Linked DNA regions of Homo sapiens: region 2 is linked to region 1. A link is a loop called in an ENCODE intact Hi-C map of the cell type or tissue named here. Cell type or tissue: ascending aorta. All regions are shown on one strand. Links, peaks and the distances in the headings refer to the core of each region. The heading gives the core; the rest is flanking DNA.

What was found. Peaks named below come from ENCODE experiments on the same cell type or tissue, not always from the same donor. Only the 100,000 strongest peaks of a DNase experiment are listed, where the experiment ranks them.
Region 2: a loop joins it to region 1, with 2.1 times the contacts of the local background. A loop is called at or near these places in 2 of 110 quality-filtered maps.

The regions. Positions count from the first base shown.
Region 1 is chr18:44,460,533-44,471,619 of GRCh38, reverse strand. All of the region lies in intron 2 of LINC01478 (long intergenic non-protein coding RNA 1478), which reads left to right. Among named protein-coding and RNA genes, the nearest start is that of LINC01478, 66 kb to the left of the region's middle. In ascending aorta, for the core only: no CTCF peak of the experiment used is centred there; no DNase peak of the experiment used is centred there.
Region 2 is chr18:44,659,650-44,670,736 of GRCh38, reverse strand. It overlaps LOC105372089 (a long non-coding RNA gene), which reads left to right and starts at 6,079. Exons shown (of 4, transcript XR_935417.3): 1 at 6,079-6,236; 2 at 8,529-8,671; 3 at 8,905-9,013. In ascending aorta, for the core only: no CTCF peak of the experiment used is centred there; no DNase peak of the experiment used is centred there.

The DNA of each region.
Region 1 (11,087 bases), core at 1,722-9,721:
TGCGGTTTAGCCTGGGAGGGTTTTTGGCTTCACCCATGAAAGAATTCAAGAGCAAGAAAGTGGTTTAAGATAACAATCTTTTATTGAATGATACTGCTCCTTGAGAAGCTGGGCTAACTCATAGGCTGTGCACTCAGACTCCACAATATATAGGCTCTTGGTGACTGTATTTAGACTTGCCTAAGCCCACTTTCAATTACATGCAAATTAAGAGGTGGGTTAGTGCAATTGAGGGACAGGTTATTTGTTAATAGAACATTCTAGGAAAGGGGTAGTAATTCAATGTCTTTGCCCTGGAAAGGATTAGTAACTTCCAAGTTGTTGCTGTGACATTTGTAAATTGTCATGGAGCTGGTGGAAGTGTCTTATGCCAATGAGTAATGAGGGCAGCCAGAAATCATATTTGTTGCCATCTGTTGGTTCCTGCCAGTTTTTTCACTTTATCCTGTCTAGACCGGATTCTGTCTTGGTCAGCAGTGTTATGACCACACAACAAGTCCTGCCAATTTCCTCCTGACTACCTGTTATGGAAGGTGAACTCCTATTATGTCTTCAAGAGTTGTCTCAAAGATTATGGAAGGGGAACCACTATTATGTCTTCAAGAATTGGTTCAAAGAAGAGCTTTCCTAATCTTCCTTCCACTTTTCCCATGGGTCCTTGGTAATCCCCCTCCCAAGGCATTTTCTTTACTCTGTTATAAAGCTCTCCGAATTGATATGATTTGCTTGTTTCAGGCTAAGCCTCCATTTTCCCTGTAATAGGCATAAATTGTTGCCATTCAGACATGTGCAAAGAAAACACTGGTTTTGTTATCTTGACTACAGTTCTTCTTTGAGCTATGAAACCTCAGTTTACTTATATCAGATTACTTTTTCTGTTCTTGTGAATTCAATTTAATTCAGCAAAATTTCAGTTTAATTTGGTTAGTAATAACCAATTTATAATTTTAAACTTACTTTGGCCTTTATCCATTCTTCCTTTATCTTTCTCTCTCTTCTCATTCCCACTTCTAATCCTCGCAGGACCTTTTTCTTTCGGCATATGTGGACTTTGACAGCAAGAGAAAAAATGAAGAATTATGGCAGTTTGGGGGTTTATTCAGGAAATATTCAATTTTATTCTGTCTCCCTAGCAAGGAGATCACCCGGAGGTAGTAGCTGGATCTTCCTTTTGTCTATATTAGGTCAATGGTTCCTTTACCTCCTGTCCTTTGACTAACCTCTTAGTACCTTCCCTTGGGGTTGTAAGAGCCAGGATGTTCATCTTTAAATCTCCCTGAGACCCATAGGCAACTGGTATGGGGATATCCTGCCCTCTTCATCCTGTCCTTCCTAACACACTACACTACAGTTCCTTCAGGCTCCACTGACACAAGGTGCTCCCATGGCTTCACACTCTCTGAAAACTTCAGAAGAGAGGGAGTGCTGGTCTCTATGCTCACCTAATCCCCAACTTCAGAAGATATGTCCAACATGCTGCTACTTTCTTGAGAACAGAGGAAATAGGTCCCTCACACTTTCTAAAATGTGCCATTCTAGTTGCAAAATCTACCCAACCAATTTTGATTTCCTTAGAACTTTGAAGCTGATTAAGGTTTAGTATCCCTCTTCCCCTAAAATAATATCTCTTGGGAGTTGGCCATTTGTAATTGAGCATCATTTTTTAAATCATAAGATCCCATCGTAGTGATCAATGTATCTTTTGCTAGTCATTGGATAGCTAGCTGATACAGGGGATGACAGGGTGAGGAAAAAAGGGTAATGATTAATATTTTATATGTTTATGTAAAATTCTAAGTATCTATAAAATAGGAAATGTAGAATATTTGCCTGTGAATGTCACTATAGCTTGACCAGAATGCCTGGCAAACAATTGTAATGCAATAATTATTTACACAATGAAGGGATGCCCTGAACCCTTATAAGTGATGTCCCAAGAGAATGTGACTAGACTTTAAGAGGATCTCAGTCAACTATAGAAGCTTTGCCATCAGTAGTTGAAGCAAAGGATTCATGCAAAAGAACAGATCCCATAGTTGATGTTATGGGAATAACGATAGATTAGAAGCAAGAAGAACTGTGACCACTGATTAATTAGGGAATCAAGGAAGAGATGCCAACATTTCTCATCCTCGGTTTTCTTTGTCAAATGAATGGTAACATATGATAATTCTAAGTTTCTCTTCAAATTTAAACATTTTATGATATACTCAGCTAAATAATGAAGATGCTGAACCTTGTGTCTACTTAACCATTTTTTCACTTATTCACCAGTAATGCTAGGGCTTCTGCTTTTTCTGAAAAAAAAAAAAAAATCTGGGTAGAGATGATGAGTTTTAGGATTATAATTGCAAAGCTGTCATTAACCTACCATTTAGATGGGTGAAACCTTTGTTCCAGAGTTAACAGTTGGGCTTTCTGATGCCTTCCTAGCCTAAAGGCAGTGAGTACTGCTCTTCACTTGTCCAGGGAGTTAGAGGCCAGTGGAATTGTCTCAGAGGCACAGCTTTCACAAGATGAAAGGCTAGGTGTAGACTCTAGACTCTGTTCCATAATCTAGCCAAAATTGTTCTACTTTCTGTTGGCAGACCCTCATGCTTGGAGTAATCCCAGAGACAATGTAGTTGGAAGTTAGAGAAGGGCTCTCAGCAACATTGACATTAACTCGAGACCTGCTTGGTACAGCTTTTGTAGGTTGATGAGTCAGTTTCTCCTCCAACAGGCACTGTAGGTCTTTGGGAGATATTTTTCTGGCACTTCTCCTTTGGGGCCATGGGAAAATATGTCCACCTGACCCAGGCATTGAGTCTGGGGCATTCTCTTTCATACCACCTTTTCACAAGACTTTGTTATCAGCTCTTCCTGAATCTCCTGACTTGTGTTAATCAAACATTTACAGAACCCTATTATGTGCCAGGTATAGTGTACCATGGTGACAGCAGTAGATGTAAAAATTTTAAAAGACAGACTCCATTTCAAGAAGTCGACAGTCAGAAATAGAGAAAAATGCAAAAACACGTAACTAAATTACAATAGGAGAGATGCTGTAGTAAATCTAAACAGAGGGTTATAACGATCTAGAGGGTAGATTTGCCAGAAAAGGTGAAAATTGAATGCCAGGTTTTATTTGCGTTGGAACTTTCCAGGAAGATAATATGTGAAGGTCCATTCTGGGTTAGGTATAAAGGCAGAGCTGATCACCTGGGTCAGGTGGCCCAGCACATGGTGGCAGTGTCAGGACCTGAACTCGGGATCCAGTTCTAGTCTGTTAGTCTTGTTAGTAATACTAATGTCACATTATATTTCACAATCTACTACATGAATTAGTATAATTTTAAATGCACCATTTTAATAGGAAACTGTGATAATTTCTAATTGGAATAAGTATCAATAGCCACATTTTATTTTCATAGAATAAGCCTTGGAAAAATATATCAAATTAAAATTTCAGGTAACAATAAAATGTTACTGCTAAAAGAAGCTCTACAGATAGTCTTTACTAACTCCTTTATTTTATAGACAAGAGCTCTAAATAGGTCGAGTGACTTGAAAAAAAAAATTAAAAAAAGAATCACGTAAAATCCTCAAGGTCATACTGTGAACCCAGTGTGTAGAATCCAGGTTTCCTGATCCTAAGGTTTGAGAGATTTTCACTAAACAACCTGTCTCTCTAGGCACAGGGCTAAACTGTTTCTATTCCTAGGCAGACATTCTTCAAGGATATATGACAGCAGGTGAACAAATTAAATGCTGTAAAATGTCTTCATGTAGGTCCTTATTTGGAGGAAAGAAGAGGGCAGAGCAGAGGGGAGGAGGGAGAGCACAGAAAGGTAGCTCAGGCAGTCCCTCTACTGAGCTATGCCTGTTGATATCCCAGCTTTTGAGGTCAGCTGTGCTCATCTCCTACTCCAATAGAGGAGCCAGACAGTAAACTACTTCATTTAAATTATGTTCTCATTCCACTGAGCACGGGACACAATTCTCTTGTATTTTCTGATAAGGCTGATAATGAAGTGATCAGTCTATAGGATCCCCGAGTGGCAGTGAACCTGCATTTGCATAATGATATTATAGCATCTGTTGAACCCACTAGTGGTAATCCATCCATATGCAAGAAATATAGGTCAGCAAAGACACAGCAGCAATGAGAGAGGCAGGGCTATTCACTTATTGGAGTAAGGAAGGTCTTCTCTATCCTTTAGCTCAGCAGGACAGAAACAAATGGAATGGAATAGATCAAGGGATTCTATTGGCTTTTGAGCAATAAAAGGAGATGCATCAATTTTGTCTCATGGTTGAAATTCCATTTAAAATGTACTTAACCCTGTCATTTCTATTAGCAGAGTATTCCTCCTACACTTCTCTGCCTAACTCAGAAGAGGTAGTGCGCTCTAATAGCAATGTGTGCAGAGAGATCAGGAGTCATGGTTCCCCATTTAGTGGGGTTTGGGCAGTAATGGTTAAGGAAATTAAGTTTCATGGTTCTCCCTTGTGTTACCTGACCCCTATCATCCTTCCTGTTTCAAAGATCTGTGAGATTTCCTGCCCAAACATGTCTTTCCATTTGGGGCCTTTTATTATTCTATTTATTGTCTTTATATTCATTTTAGAACCTCGTGTACTCTTCTATCATACTTTTCCTGTGCTCTTCTTCCCACTGTCTCTCTGAATCTTGTGTGTAAATAATAGATCTTGCTTCTTTTAATACAACAATTGTGCGTTTGCCAAAGGCAAATCCCTGGCCTTGTTTTTCTTCTGGAACTCACTTACCAAAGCCCCTATTCAGGCTGGACACACATGGAAGGCCTTCTAAGACTCAACTGAATTGCATTAGATTTATAGTATCACCATAGAATTAACTTCAAGGAGGCTAAGAGACCTTAAGAGATCATGTAGATCATCTCAGAGCCAGGCAGTAGTACAACTACAACATCTAGGGGAAATGGCTGTATGGTTTATCCTTATTTTTTTTTTTTTTTTGAGACAGAGTCTTACTCTGTCTTCCAGACTAGGGTGCAGTGGTATGATCTCGGCTCCCAGGTTCAAGTGATTCTCCTGCCTCAGCCTCCTAAGTAGCTGGAATTACAGGAGTGCACCACCACACCCAGCTAATTTTTGTATTTTCAGTAGAGACAGGGTTTCACCATGTTGGCCAGGCTGGTCTTGAACTCCTGACCTCAGGTGATCCACCCTCCTCTTTGGTCCCCCAAAGTGCTGAGATTACAGGCATGAGCTACCATGCCTGGCCATCCTTAAAATTTTTAAATGATGTATACATTATCTCAACTAAAACCTAACTCTTGTAATAGCTATTGTAACACATTTTATTTGGAAAGATGTTTTCAATCAGAATGGCAAGATACTATAATTGTCCTCTAATGATTCAGCGGTTATTAACAAAAAGAAATTGACTTTATATCACTATGTATATACAGATGAAGTGAGATAAAAATATATGTAAGAAAACATCTGTTTATTGGAATGTTCCTTGTGTTCATACTTTATTAAAATGAATGTGTTAAATTACTCTGAAGGAAAATACGTATGCAGTCTACACGTATATAATGACCCCACACTTATTCATATACATACTCATACATCTTTTACACCAATTAGACTATGGCCATTTTTTTTGTGTGTGATAAAAGACATTTTGGGATAACTGGAAGGGAAAACTCCTTATTGCCTGGAAGTAAGTTCAATGTGATGATTTTGTGGACAGACTGCAAGTGGCTATGTTGTTTAACACAGGGTTGATTTCTAAGTTAAAATGCTAAGCAAGAAAAGAATCAATCCTAATTCTTGGCTCAACATAGTAGGGCTATTCAGCCCTTGCTAGCTCAACTTGTGGCAAAGGAAGGAACATGAGGTTTGTCTAGTTCCCAGGAACTCTGGAAGCTGTATTATCCCAAATGAAAGAGTTGGACTCGGATGGAAGACAAAAGTTTATTTCTTTTTTGGTTAGACCTCAGTCTTCTTTGTTCTTGATCTCTGATCTCTGGGCTGCCTTCCCACCATCTCCAGGCTCTGCAGCTCTTGCCAGTCTGGATCTTGTCCACAAACTGGAGTCAGTAAAAAAAAAAACGCCTGAACCTAAGAAAATCCAAAGCCAAAATATTATAAATCACTGCCACTGAAGGAGAAAGAAATTACATTTTCCCTTTGTGAACTATGACTGAAGTTTTATGTTGCCTGCCCATCATATTAAACTATGAGATCATGCCTTGGAGTTAGGCATTTTGGCATGTCCTGCAGCTTTTGTTTCCATGGTTGTGGTCAAAGCAATTCTGTGGTCCCTAATTCACCTTGCTGACCTAGCATCTGGGGTGACTCTCTGCTGATAGGGGGCATTTTGTGAGATACAGTACAATTTTAAATGTTACGGTTTTGTTTGGAAAAAGAAACACACCACCCCTCTCCCCTTCCAAAACATCTTCAAGAAAAATACACATCAGATTATCATGCACACGACAACTATGTAAAACTGGAATGACTATTCCCTTAGTCTGATTGTCTTGTTTTATAGAGCAAATGGGGAAAAAATGGGATTTGAATGCTAGCGAAACCATCTGTTTATTGACTGCCTAAAAGACTAAAAGCACTTGCCCCAGAATCTTGGATATAAATGAAACTTGGAACTTCCTTGTTGTTATCTATTGTGTGTCAGAATTTTTGTGGCAATTGAAATGTCACAATTTTTCTTGGAACAACATTCTGGCATCATTTGGTTTATTTATTTTAACTGATGATTTTCATTTCTCATTTTGCATCTAACAACTTCTGACAATGTTTCTTGCAGATAAAAACTTCGTGGGAAATTATTTGGTGTATGTGACTTTTTCTTATACAATATGCTCAGTTTATTTGGGGGTAGCGGAATGTGGGAGAAGAGGATGGATGTTTGACTTGTTTTTACTAATGATTGCCTTGGTATTTTACAAGATTGATGGCTTGCTTTCTTCAAAGGCATCACTGTTCTACTTTCCACAAAGGCAGTTGAAGTCTGACTCAGGACTTTAAGAAATCTCAGTGACCTCATGACTTACCCTGCCTCATTCTTGATCCTTTTGCTGTTATGTTGATGTGGGTGTCACACATTAACATTGAACAAGAATTTTGTTATTGTTGCTGTAATGTTAGCCCAAGCCAACTCCATAATTTGTTCCCTTTTGATGCAATATTGACCCACTTTGGATACTTTCATTCTCCCTTTTTGATTTGATATTAGACAAAAAGTAGACACCATTTATCAAAGTCAATTTTGGGACCCAAAAATATACATTTTATATTTGGTACTAAAAGGCACGCTTGCTTTATTTTATTTATTATTTTTGTGGTTTTTGTTTGAGGGGAGTGGATAGTAGGGGTGGGAGAAACCTGTTAAATTTAAACTATCATGGGTTTCAGAACAACCTGTTATATCAATTATACCATTCAGATTAGTAGCTTGATCACATTAAACAAACTTCTGAACTAATTTGCATGTGTAGACACCGCTTTTTCTGTGGTATTTCTACTGTACGTCCCTTTCCTTTTATGAAAAATAAAATGTAATTAAATAGTGTGATAGATAAATTCCTGTCAGAACTGTTCTTTAAAAACAAAGAATTATTCAAGACACTTATAAAAATGATTGATAAGTACAAAATAGAAAAGGATACCTGGGACCAATATTTAGGCATGGATGGGGCTTTGGTAGGTATAGAAGAGAGGTCAGCAAATTCATTCATTAGCCTTATGAGTCAAAAGGCAAAATCAAAGCTATTATGTAGTTATTTATGTGACAACAGAATAATGTTTTATACATTATTATTAAAATTTTAAAAATAATTATAATAATTCAGTACAATTTTTAAATAAAATATGTGTACTGTAGTGTGTTGAATAGTTAACACTTCCCCCAAAAAGTCATGTTCAATTCTTAATTATTCTAATTATCTGTTAATTGCTTTCTAAATAGTACAAAGAACTAGTTTTCAGATGGTTTATAAAATTCACCAGTTCTTCCAGATAGTGTTTAACTGAACATTCCACACTCCTTCTTTTCTTTTAAAGAGATCTACTTGCTTTAGTTATTTATCAGTCATTCCCACTAAAATGAAGTTTTCTGGTCAATTCCAAAACGTAAAACAGGTCATGATGACCATAAATTTGTAACTGGGGAGATAGTTTTTGGGAAACAGAGATGTAAAGAAGGCTAGGGGTTATTTCAGGGAAGGCCAGCATTTAATCTTAGAGTTGAATGCCAGGAAACCAAAAAGGATAGAAAAATAAAATATCTGGGCAGGGTGTTAGGGAGAATAATGTTTCAATGAAGAGCAATGCAGAAGTAGATTAGGAAGACTTGCTAGAATACAGCTTTGCTCATGGAATAGTGAGAACAGTTACATTTGAATTCCTAGATTATTGCTCCTGGATTTGCTCTCTAATCCAGAGACTAAAAAAGAGTGGAAGAAATACAGGAATGGGTGTTAGAGGACAGCAGAAAACAGGCTAATAAACAAGGCGACACTACTGGCTTGCTGTGCAGTGGAGGAAGGAGTGAGTTAGCAGCCTTCCCTCAAGGCAGAGTGGAAAACAGGCTGTACTACTCTCTGGTTAGAAATACGTATGTGTCCCAATTTTTAAATTTATTATTTTACTTATGGAATCTATATATAAGTCCTTTATTTAAGTTGACTGAAATAGTCACCAAGAATACATTTTAAAAAAGGTGATAGAATATTTCAATAAGGGCATAAAATAATAACTTCAAGGACACGATTTGAATGTTATTCATATCTACTGTTTATTTCTTCAGATTCTCTAAATCAAACTTATGTACAAAGGTGTGGTACATTCCTATTCACTGTCTGACACCTTTTCTCTTCTTTGTTTTCTTTCTTTTCTAAGATCAGTGGCAATAAATGCAAGAGAAAAAACTGCATCAGGAGGGGTACCAGGGAAAAATGGTTTAACAACATCAGAATCACGTCATGGTCATCATGTCTGGAGGCATTGTCAGTTATGATCTTCAGTGCTTCTCTGTCATTTATTAAATGCTTCCAAACTGTTTTTGATTAATGTAAAAATTAATTTAGATACTTTTTCATTTTTTTAGGAGACAGAAATTCAGGAAAAGGTCCACTGACATTTCTAAGCCACTAACAACACCCAGCACATTATAAACAAAACTTCACATTGAGATCTTGCATTAAAAGATTTTAAATTAATTTTATTAAAAATTACACTTTTATGGACCAATTGAATACCCTTATGTAATTACAAAGACTTTATTTGGACAACTACTTGCTAAATCATCAAATAAATTTTAATATGTGCATGCACAGGATTCAATAGCTTCATTTCACAGATGAGGCAACCAAGGCCAACGAATTTTAATGATTTTTCCAGATGGAGTTTTAGCCACTTGAAAAGCAAAACTAGAACTCAGGGACACCTTTGCTGCCAGACTTGTACTTTGTCGTACAGCTAGTGGAGGTAGAATTGGGATTTAGGTACAATTAGTGAGGTTTTATATTCTATGCCCCTAGCCACCACCTTCCACTGCCGCTCTCAATGGAGCCCACCTCTCTCAAATCTGATCTCTTTCACCCCACTACAGACTACTTTCTTTTTGATTGATGGGTTGATTTTCAGCTTGTCTTTATAAAAAAACTATCAGCAAAGAAAACACAAATATGAATTGTCAGTAGATAGCTAAATCAAATCTTCTATCAAGAATAGACACAGCTACATAAGGGAGTTAAGATATAGGACAAAAATCCTAAATTTGCAATACTTTCTTTTTTGAAATTATATTGCTGGGTGGTCTAATGAGCCTTTATATCAGTACATGGAGATATTTCAAAAGTGGATGACACATGTCATTATAACAAATGAATCTGTCTCAGATACTGAACAAGTTCACAGGCTTCAATAAATTGTAGTGTTTTTCATCTCTCACCTGTATTGTGCACACATCACTTGAGTATTCTGGAAGGGAGCTAATTAACATCTCAGAATAAGACTTTTGTTTTTAAGTTGAATAGTTTTTTTTTTCCTTTTACAAAGAATACAGATTAATTTTTCATTAAGTGCATATGGAGATATCTTGCAATGATGCTTCAGAGAGCCCCATAGACATAGGATAATTTGCCTCCACTTCATCATCAAATGAAAATGAAATACTTGTTTAGGGACCAAGAAAGATAGACCAAGACAGCTGAATTATTCACATCTGAAGGTTTCCAGTTCAAATGTTTTGTAAGCTCATTTGCAGCTGGGTTGCAGCAGGCTCCATCCATGTCTGTCTAATGAAACTCATGCTGAAAATCTCAGTTGGAAGTTCACGGATTCAGAGCCATTCATCAAACCTCGTCATAATTATTTAATAAGCAACATTAAATGTTCAGTCAAGTCTTTAACTCATCAGTTCAGTTATCACAGTTTAGTGCATGCAAACATCATTTACAAGGTTTCCTGCTGAACGTTACAGGATACAAATAAACCCCATAAATTAAACCAACCCTCAAAATAACCTTCTCCTGACTGCCTGCCCCCTGCCTCACCTTGTCAATGCTTGAAATGCTTGAAAAGGGTTTCTCAAACGGGCTCCCTCACTAGAAATTTGGGTAGATGAGTGTTTCTTTTAGCTGGTGTCAGTTTCTGTGTGTGTGCATATGCACGCTCTATTGGATCAGCGAAGGTTCACATTTTATCAAGGCTTCATGTGGCTTGCCCCTCTCAGTCCTAGCTGGTACAGGTATGTTCATCACTAATAAGTAAGCATTTTAGGCATTTAAGTATGCATTTAAGAAGTGAACACTTGGCTCTATTGATTTTTCCCATGATAATCAGGACATAATCTAAATGATAGAATTTTATGTAGAGGCGGCACATGAGAGAAAAGAAAGCAAGGAAATTGAGGAGGAGGAGGAGGAGAGGAAAAGGAAAAGCGAGAAGCAGTTTTTAACACAGACGTTCTCAACTGAGCTTGTAGGACAGATTAGTGTGCTGTGACATGTCATGAGTGTGCCACAGAAAATTTGCCAGTAATAAGGGGCTGCATGTTTTGTAATTTACTCCTAAAATATATTAGAATGGAT
Region 2 (11,087 bases), core at 2,009-10,008, 200 kb before region 1:
GTCCTTCCCATTGTATTCAGATGCCAGGGCTTGGTTACACTTTCTGCAGACCAATGCACACCAGGAAAAAGAAAACTAGGAACTAGGAGGTTCGGCAAATGGCCATCTCAGTGAGCCTTCAAAGGAGAGATATCTGGGCAGTATCTCTTTGAGAAAATAATTTGACATACACTTTGCAATTGTTCATTTTCCATTTAAACGGTGGTCCAAAGAAAACAAAATTGGGTTGAATGTTTCATTTAGACCAATATTCTCTCAGCCAATTACTTAAATTTTTGTCTTGTAATAATTGAAAGTAACAAAATGTTTCAGAGTAAAAGTAAAAGAAACAATATTTTGAGAGGTTAAAAACAAGCCGTAAGTATGAAATATGTATGAGGTATTTCTGAAAATGGTTGGCACACTTTTTGCAAAGAAAAATTAATAATTACAATGTCATATATTCATATTGAAAATGTAGGCTACATCCATCCTTAATATTATAAGCCACTGGACACAATGGTAGGGACTGTGGAATATACTATGAAAGGTAAGATTCCATCCTAGCCTGGGAGATACATTTAATCCAGATAGATGCTTAAATCCCTTAGTTTCAGGTCAGCAGAGAAGTTGATTGAAGATCCCTCTGAATTCAATAAAAAATGATGATTGAGTACAATAACTCACAACTTTGCTTATCCAGATCCTCAGTCAATTTTACCAAAGTCATATACACCTGGACATCTCCCATAGTATTATAAATGAATACATTTCCTTATGGACAATATTGTGGAAACCCATAATATTGTCTCTAATCACTCTGTATCATCCATTATTTAAAATTGGGGAAAAAAACTTGTATCTAAAAATAATTTTCATCAAGCCCTGTCTGACATTTTTTTCAACCGATTAAATTATATGTGTGTGTATATTCATTTTCATTTTATTCCTCAACTTCTCCACCGTCAGTTCCTTCTCTCTAAACAATGAGATGATGTGTATAAGACAGTAGAGCACAGTGTCTGACACATAAGATGGCAAGCAAATGAGAGTGGTTTCCACATCACCTGGATTATATTTATTTTTTGTATCATTTCATCAAGTCATTTAAAATTCTGTTTGTGGGCTAGGTGCCGTGGATCACTCTTATAATCCCAGCACTTCGGGAGGCCGAAGAAGCAGGATCATTTGAGCCCAGGAGTTTGAGACCGACCTGGACAACATAGGGAGACCCCATCTCTACAAAACATTTGTTTTTAATAGCTAGGCATGGTAGTACACACCTGTGGTCCTAGCTACTCGGGAGGCTGGGGTGAGAAGATTGCTTGAGCCTGGGAGGTATAGGCTGCTCTAACTTGTGACTGTGCCACTGCACTCCAGTCTGGGTGGCAGAGTGAGCTATCGTCTCTAATAATAATAATAATGATAATAATAAAATTCTGTTTATGGTGATGTAACAACTTTTAGATAGTATTACTATCTGTATCTAATGCTTTAACCACTGCAGCAACCTGTATATGGTTGCAGCATTGTGATGTATAACGCAATTACCTCTAACCAATATTCTCAAGTTTGAGAACAGAAAGGAAAAATAAAATGAACAAGCTAATAAAACTTAACTTTCTTAAACCTTCATGCATAAGATAAAATGTTGACTTGTTTGTGCATGCTAGTCTTTCAATAAGAATGCCTCTTTAATGAAAGTAGTGACTACGCCTTTTCTCTAGCATAATAAAACACAAGGCTGATAGAAGGCAATTATATTCCTTATCTTAGGATTTATATATTTATTAGTTGTGCCAGAGCAGGTGTGAAAAGAGTTGGAACTTAATGCTGTGTCTGTGAAGAAGGTGTGACAGACTTTGGGTAAAAGTCATGGCTGAAAGCCATGGGTCAGCAAGATAAGCAGGGCAAGCCTTCCCCCAGCGACACTAAGTTTAGACACAATGGAGATAAAGAGTCAAAGATAAAGTTGTGGGTGTGCCAATAAGCAGACAGGACACTGTGAGAGTAAATCTAGGGTGGCAACACCCTGCCACCAGCCTCTGGAAGACCTGCTCATGACCCCGGGAGAAGGAAGGAGATTGCAAGACTAAGGCAGGGACCTACATCTGGCAATGCGGATACAAGGCAAATCAGACCAATGGGAAATGATGGTCATAATAGAGATTACAGCAAATGGGGAGTTCTACGAATCCACAGAGGGGATGTCCAAGAAGGCATCTCTGTTTCTGAAACTTCAGTGGAGGGATCCTACTGGTCAGAGTGGAACCACTGTAGGGCAGTGAGTCATGTCCAATGATCAGTACAGAAATAGGCTATCCTGGCAGGAAATTAAATATTCAGCACCAGATCATGTTAGGCTGCTCCAACAAGACTTGCACAAACCAGTTTCTTTTTATCACCCTATTGGTTAAAAGGGAGATGAAAAGATTACTTAAAATTTTTCCTTAAATCAGATTGGTTTGAATGGGATTTAAGTTTATGTGGAAATCAGTCTGTCTATTGTGAAGAGGGAGGGAAGACACCAGCAGGAGAACTGAGGAGGCAGCATGAGAGATGCTGCTGAAAATGTCCTCATACATTGTAAAAACAGTTTCTCTTATCTACTCAGTAGCTTTTACTCAAGGTCTAGTTTTCAGTTAGTTAGCTAAATCTGTTAGCTTGGAAAAAAAATCAGAAGTATTGTATCTCTAGTATAAATACAAGTGTTCTGTCTTGCCCAGGGGATTTTAAGTGAAGGAGGGAAAGAAGCACTCTGCTTCAGTGATTTCAAAGTATTTATTGGATACTAACTACTACTAGGGATTTTCCTTGCCATAGATTTCTCCATGCCACAACTCATCCCTAACATTTGATACCTCCCCACAAACAAACATCTGCATAAACTATTTTCTGTATTTATCATCAAGCTTTCCCTGTAGTGCCTAGATCAGATACTTACCTGTTTAGCCCTTGTGATTCTGAAGAGGTACTGCAAGGAAGTCAAAATGTAAAGTACAAGATTCTCTCAAAAAGGAAGATGCACTGAGGGAAACCTGATATTCTACACTATTTCTTTCCTTAAGGCATTTGCTGATTCAGAAAACCCACATGGAGCAAGCGTCTGAAACAGCAGGTAGAAGGTAGAAGCTAAAAGGTAGAAAAGCTGAGCAGAGTTTGACAATATCAGAAGCTGAGAAGGAAAAAAAATGCACCATAGGGCTTTCAAGGCAGCTAGGACTTGAAGGGCCAAAGTCACAGAGAAGGAAAACACAAATGGGGTCCTACCTGGCCATACACACTAACATTCAGGAGACTCTGGCCTTGGGGGGGAAAGAGACCTAGAGAAGGGAAGCAGTTCAGCTGAAGACATACAGGAGTCCTGGCCAGAGGAGGCAACAACCGATTGGATCACCTTCTCAGGAGTAGTTACCAGATTATTTGCAAGCTCCAACCAGATCCTTCTCTACCGTGATCTCCCTCTACTCTGTTATTGAAATTCCCCAGCTCTCTGTATCACTCTACATGACTTTGCTGGCTAAGCAGAACTTGAGGTTAACACTAAGGGTAACTTATAGTAGGTTTTTAGTTATATGGAGAAATAAATAGATTTCTGTTTCCGGCTACAATGGAGTAACTTGCATTGTACCTACTCACCTGCTTAGAATAAAGCACATCTCTTCGAAGGCATTTGAGAACAATCAAGGAAGTCAAAACGTTAGGTGCCAGGATTCTCTCAAAAAGGAAAATGCATTGAGGAAAACCTGGTAGTCTTCACTATTTCTTTCCTCAAAGCATTTGCTGATTCAGAAAACTCACATAAAGCAAGAGTCTGAAAAACGAAGTAGAAAGTAGAAGCAAAAAGGTAGAAGAGCTGAGCAGAGTCTGATAATATCAGAAACTGAGAAGAAAAAAAAAATGCAGTTTAGGGCTTCCAAGGCAGCTAGGACTTGAAGGACCAAAGACACTGAGAAGAAAAACACAAATAATTAAACTCTTATACCGTTTTTCCTAGTGAGGAGTATGATGGTTCCCAAACAGGAGATTGAGAGGTCAAAGAGAAAACACACTAACAGGCTAAAAATCTAAACAGAGTTATTGTGCAGACAAAATATGTGAAAAAAAATTTATAGTTCAGGCTCCACCAAGAAAGAGGAGTTCTGATAAGTATTCCCAGGCTTTCATCTAAAATTCCTGAAGCCTTCATCTTAAAGGTAAGGGTAACCTAGAAACACAATGATCTCTGATCAAAATGGAATAGGCCTTAGAGTGATAGAAGTCCAGCTCCAAATCAGTTCAATATCTGACTAAATTAAGGTAAACTGCTCATAAAGATCAAAAATACATTTTTTCCAGATGAATGTGACATTGACCAGAACTTCTGTAATTTTTGTACATAATATCTAGCATTCAATCAATAGTACTAGGCATTACGAGTTCCCCAAGGTTAGGACTCATAGGAGAGGAATGAAAAGAGGTTTATTAATATGTACAAATACACAGTTAGATAAAAGAAAAAAGACCTAGTGTTCAATAGGTCAGTAGAGTGACTATAGTTTACAACAATCTATTGTACATTTTAAAGTAGCTAAAAGAGAATAATATGCATAAAGAAAAGACATATATTTGAATATACTAAATTATCACATATACTCTGAAAAGATGTACATCTATTCTGTGTCAAATTAAAAAACTTAAAAAGTTACTAAGCATTTAAAAAGATGAATAAAAGAAAAAAGAATAAAGCAGTAAAATGTTATCCAGATTTTGGAGTTATCAGTTACGGATTGTAAAATACCTGCTATTTACATATTTAGAAAAAGAGAAGTTGCAAAAGTTAACCAGATGCATACCTCTTATTAAAAAGAAAAGAAATAGAAATTCTAGAAGAAAAAACTCGGTGACAGAAAGTAAGGGTTTTATAAATGGGTTTATTGGCAGATTAAATACAATGAAAGAGAGGACTGGTAAACTGGCAGTTAGGACAATAAAATATATCCAGCCTCAAGCATAGACAAATGGAAAAACTGGAAAGATGTGCATGGCTCATGAACTATAAAGCATGATTTAACGTATTTCAAAGGATTAAAACATTTTAAAAGTCACAGAATGATCTCTGATCAAAATAAAATTAACTGGCCGGGCATGGTGGCTCACACCTGTAATGCCAGCATTTTGGGAGGCTGAAATAAGAAGATCGCTTGAGCCCAGGAATTCAAGACCAGCCTTGGCAATATAGGGAGACCCTGCTTTTACAAAAAAAAAAAAAAAAAAAAGAATAAATAAATAATATTAAATGTACCTAGTATGTACCCACAAAAATTAAAATTAAAAAATGGCATTAGCTATAAATTAGTATCAAAGAGGTAATCCATTAAAATCATAAAATCCCTATCTGGAATTAAGCAATGTACTTCTAAATAGTTCATGAGTCAAAGAAGAAATCACAATAAAAATCACGATGATAGATTATAACTAACTGAAATACAATATAATGAAACTTTGGCAATGCAGCTAAAGTCATGATTTGAATAAAACTTGTAGCCCTAACATATATAATGGAAAATTGTAGAAGCTAAAAAATCAATCAATCAATCATCTCATTATCAGTTTACAGAAGTTAGGAAAAAGAACAGCAAAATAAATCTATACAAGCAGAAGAAAGGAAATAATAAATATTTTAAATAATAGCAGAAATTAATTAAAAAGACAGTAAAGATACAATAAATTAATAAACCCAAAGACAATATTTTGTAAAAGGTTAAATAGTTTCTTAAACACTCATATGTAGGTACATGATTCACAAGTTTAAAATGACTTTACCAGCAAAATATAACTATTGTGTTCTTATCATTGACCTGCATACAGTCAAACATTTCTGAGCTGCTTCCAGTCATTGTTTAAATAAGTACAAAAAATTTTAAAATTTGGTGTTCTGCAATCAAATTTGTTTATGAGCCTATTTTTAATTATATATATTTGGGTTTGCATTTATATGTGTTACACAAGTAATATTCTTAAATGCATACATATACATATTTGTGATTAAGATTTCAATTTGATTCAGCAAATATTTTTGCATTTTCAATTTGCTAGGCACTGGAAGTAGAGCAGCAATGAAGACAGATGTAGTCCTGGCATTCCTCAAGCTTATAGTCTAATAGGAACGTCTACACTGAGAAAGAAAAAAAAGAAAAGAAGGAAGAAAAGAAGAAACCCTTCTCTGACACTTCATAGACAAAAAACAAGAGGAGATGATTATTTAAGTTCATCAGGTTTTTGTCTTTTATTTTTAACCCTATAATCCTCTCCTTTCTATTACCTGGTTAATTCAGATTAATTATTGATTTTGATTCTGTTTGGTCTACATGTCTCAGCTCTTTTCCACCATTATTTCACCCGATTCTGTACACTAAGCCTTATATAATTTTATATATTTCCCTAAAATATTTATTTGAATAATTTACGTGGTTCTCAAGGAAAGGGTTCTGAATGGAGTCATGGCTCTTAGGTGCATGACTCTTAGGTATTAGATGCAGACTGGGCATTAAAGAAGTATTTGTAACCGCGCATGGTGGCTCACGCCTGTAATCCCAGCACTTTGGGAGGCTGAGGCGGGAGGATCACGAGGTCAAGAGATTGAGACCATCCTGGCCAACATGGTGAAACTCCATCTCTACTAAAAATGTAAAAATTAGCTGGGTGTGGTTGTGTGTGCCTGTAGTCCCAGCTACTCAGGGGGCTGAGGCAGAAGAATCACTTGAACCCGGGAGGCGGAGGTTGTAATAAGATGAGAGTGCACCACTGCACTCCAGCCTGGCAACAGAGCAAGATTCTATCTCAAAAACAAAAAAAGAAAGAAAAGAAAAGAAATATTTGTATTAAATAAATATTTGAAATGACAGAAACTAAAAATGAAAAATGTTTGTCTTACACTGTGCAGCAGGGATATTGTAGCCGGATTAGACTTACTCTTCTTTTTATGCCATTGCTTAATATTCTATGTCCCTTCCCTGGTCTTTTCTTCCTCTTCTCTGCCTACTTATGAATGTCAGCATTTTCAGGGGCCTTCCTCAACCCTCAACTCCTCCCAGAAGCCTACTGCTGAAGACTACAGTAAAACCTGTATCCTCTGAAGAACCACTGCACATCCCATTTCTATCACTCATTGGCTCTTCTGGTTTCCCACCTGTATCTCTCGATATCTTTCCCCACATGCATGTCTTGTCTCTTGAGTAGAAACCCATCAGCAAGGAGATGTCTGTTATAGATGCTATGAAAAATACAAACAAAGCACACACCTTCTCACCCATCCACATGCACACATTGAGCTTTGATGGCTTCTCTTCCAGTTTTTGCCTAATTCTTAATAGAGCTTGTGGTAAATAACCTGATGTCAATTCACTCATTCTTCCCCCAAAATAATAGAATTTCCACATTTTTTATGAATACTGGGAATAAAGATTACACTTCCAGCCTCCTCTGCACCAAGTCATGGCCGAATGATTCCGGCCAATGTCATGATAGTAAAAGTGGTATATACAATTTCAGGAAATGCCTTTCCTGACATTTCTTTTCTCCATACTAACACAGTACCTAGAATGCAGTTGCTGCCACTTGGACCAAGAGATTGAGACTATGCACTAAAGGAGCATGGTATCTCAGAGTACTATGTCAGTCCAGGATCATCTACCCATATTTTACATAAAAAATCAACGCTCTTGTAGTTTCTAACTGTTAGGTTAGAATTTTCTTCACTTACTTTCACTCTCTGACCTACTCCTAACTAATCAAGGCTCTTCAACAGGATATAATGTTAATATTCCTGTGGCTCAATAAACTAATAGTGTAGTAATAATGACCACATTATGCAGAGTAAGTAAGGTTTCATTGTGCTTGAATTCCAAAGTCAATACACATTACATACTTTTGATTGGTTCTTAAGGAGAATTTATATTACTATATGGCCCTTCCTAGCCAAACTTATCTGCCTCATTAAGTGAAATGAGTATCCATAGACTGATTTTATTGTGTTATGACATTGTTACCAGAGGTTTCCTGTTAAAATATTAGTTTGTACCTGAAATGAAAATCTGAAGCTTACACATTTATGGTTAACACCTCAAAGGGTGTAAAATTGGCAAATAGGGAACATCGATTTTAGTTTTTGTTCTACAGTAAAGTTTTAGTTCTAGAGCAAAGATCATCAATAGGTGAAAACTTTTGCCTTAATGATTATTCTATGTGCAAATCATGAGTTAATCTTCAGTGTTCCAGGCAAAACCAGGTTAAATTATTTTTTTTTCAGGCAACATGAGACCCATTCCTGAGCCCTCCAAGATCTGCCAGGAGTTATAGCACTTTCCAAGGCTCCATGCTTTTAAATAGCCTCTTTCTTCAGATAATATTTTTCTACTTTCTGGTTTTTTCCCCCTGAGTTTAAAGTGTTCTGCTTTTTAGGGGAAAACTAGTAATTGCCTTAATTAATTCAACTTAGACTATTAATGGACTGCCCTGTATATATGTAAGGGTGTTAATTTCTTCCTCTCATTGCATGTACCCTACAGTGGGAATGGCACCTGCCCTGTCCTACTCTGGTTACTAGGGAAGTAACAGACTCCTTGGAAAAAACAACGTTGAGATGGAGAGGGAAGGGGTGAAACTGGGAAATGCTAAATCTGAATTCAGAGTATCTGGCCTCATCATTCAGGTAACACACTGATCTTTGTGAATCCTTAGGAAGGGGAAAATAATTGGAAGTCATCTAACTGTAGTCCTGAACAGAGCAAAAAGGCCTCTGGAGACCCCTGGCTGACTTGGATTTATCATTTAACAAACTCAGAATGTCTTAGGTGGAGGTTAAGTAGTCTTTGAAAGTGATGGGGAAGATGGATTTGTGCTGAACCTCTTCTACCATTTACATTTTGTGTTTTAACCTCACAGATATTTTAAGGAATAAAGGAAGTTGACGGGTGGAAATCTGAAGGTGAATTAAATAATTGGAAGTTATGATGAATTGCCATTCCATCTGTGTATTGCCTTTAATCTCTGGGTGAGTATCATACAACCTTTATGGAGACTAACTAAAAGAAAAGCATTTTTGGCCAGGTGTGGTGGCTCACACCTGCAATCCCAGCACTTTGGGAGGCCGAGGCGGGTGGATCACCTGAGGTCAGGAGATCGAGACCAGCCTGGCCAACATGGTGAAACTTCGTCTCTACTAAAATTACAAAAACAATAGTTGGGCATGGTGGTGGACGCCTGTAATCCTAGCTACTTGGGAGGCTGAGGCAGGAGAATCGCTTCAATCCTGGAGGCAGAGGTTGCAGTCAGCCAAGATTATGCCACTGAGCTCAACCCTGGGCGACAGAGTGAGACTCGGTCTCAAAAAAAAAGCATCTTTTGAATTTCCACAGACTCATTTGCATCTTAGAAATAACTTGGCATAATAATAAAAAGACGTTCTTCAGGGCCATGTAGACCCAAATGTCAATATTAGCTTTGTCCCTTTGCTAACAGTATGACCACAAGCCCATTATGTAAAAATTTGGGGAGTCAGTTTCTCTTTCTGTAAATACATATCTGTCTTCATCGTTATTATAAAGTTTACATAATATAGACAAAACATTTCTAGCACATTGTTAATTTCCAATGCTATTATAATGTTAGAATCTCAGCCAAAAGCCGTTTGGAGCAGGTATAGAGTGCTCCCTTTATTTTATCACCAACCCAATAGCCAGGGATATGCAAAGACACTGGTATGATGTTAGGAGTTTTCACCACAGTTCTGAGGCTGGAACATCCAACATCATTATCTTGAAACCCAGAATTGTGGTGAAGGCAGACGTCTCTCCGGGTACATCTAAGGCTCGCCTTGGTGAATAATAGCATAGATAGTCTCATGGGGTTTCATGTGTCCTATAATTCTTTGCACAGCAAGCTTTTGTCTTTGTTATTTTATTCCAGCCACTGCAGCAGATCTGACCCAATTTAGCTGTTACTATATCCTTTCTGCAAAAAAATGAATCTCAGAGAAGGCCAGGGCTGTTGCATGACTTCCATAACTCACTGCATGTTTGCCTGCCATTTCCCAGCTCATGAGCATCTGTGGAGCCAAGTTTTATCCGGGCCCTTTCAGTAACTAGTTTGGGTTGGATTTCTGGGTTCTTTTATCTACGGCTTTCACCATCTGGCAAAAGAAGCTGACTAAGTGTTAGTTGCAACAAGTGGTTGCCTATTTAGTGTGATATGCGGGTGCTACCAAAGAGTTCTCGGTTGGGTTCCACAATGGCTATTTCCATTGCATCAAGCCTTACAGCTCCAGAAGGCATCTCACAGCTAAAACATACAGATCACCCAGGAGAGAAGAAAGGTTGGTGTGATTTGCACATTTGTATCCATTAATCAACATGTTGGCACAAATTGGTTACCAGAGTAGCTGGCTGTATTCTTGGAAATCTGGAAACCAAGCCTGGAGGGGAAAGAACAGAACACAAGGCTTCAGTGGTTAGATAAGGGCAGACAGCAAGGAAAGCTTTTGGGTTTTCAAGTCCAGTCCTGGGTGAGTCTGCTGTGGGACACATGGAGGAACCAGTATCAGCATCAGGGAACTGATTTGTGGAGGATAGGACCCTAAAGACACCAAGGTGTCTAATGATGGGTAGGAATATGGATGAATGTTCTTTTCTTCTTTGTACTTTTCAAATTCTTTAAATATATGTGATGTGACAAATGTCATGAGAAAAATATTAACCATACAGGAATTTTAAAGATTGAAATTCTATGATTCCATGCCTGACATTTCATGGTTGAAAGGAGCAACTAAGTGATCATTACAAGTATGGTTACAGCCCATGTAGGGTTTGATGCCTTCTTCATGGTTTTCTTGTTACAGTCACTTTATTTTATTGCCTCTCTGACTTATTGTGTATGTCCATCATCCCACTTTTCACCCCTAAGATCCCACTTTAGCATGACTCCTTCACTCTACCTTCTCTAGTGGCATTCATGATACAATTGTGGCTATTTAATTAAAAGACTATTCACAGAACATTTCTTTTTCCAAGGAGAAAATGCCTATGTCTATTAATGGAAGCCAATCCTTAACCAAATGTTAGTGATTCAAT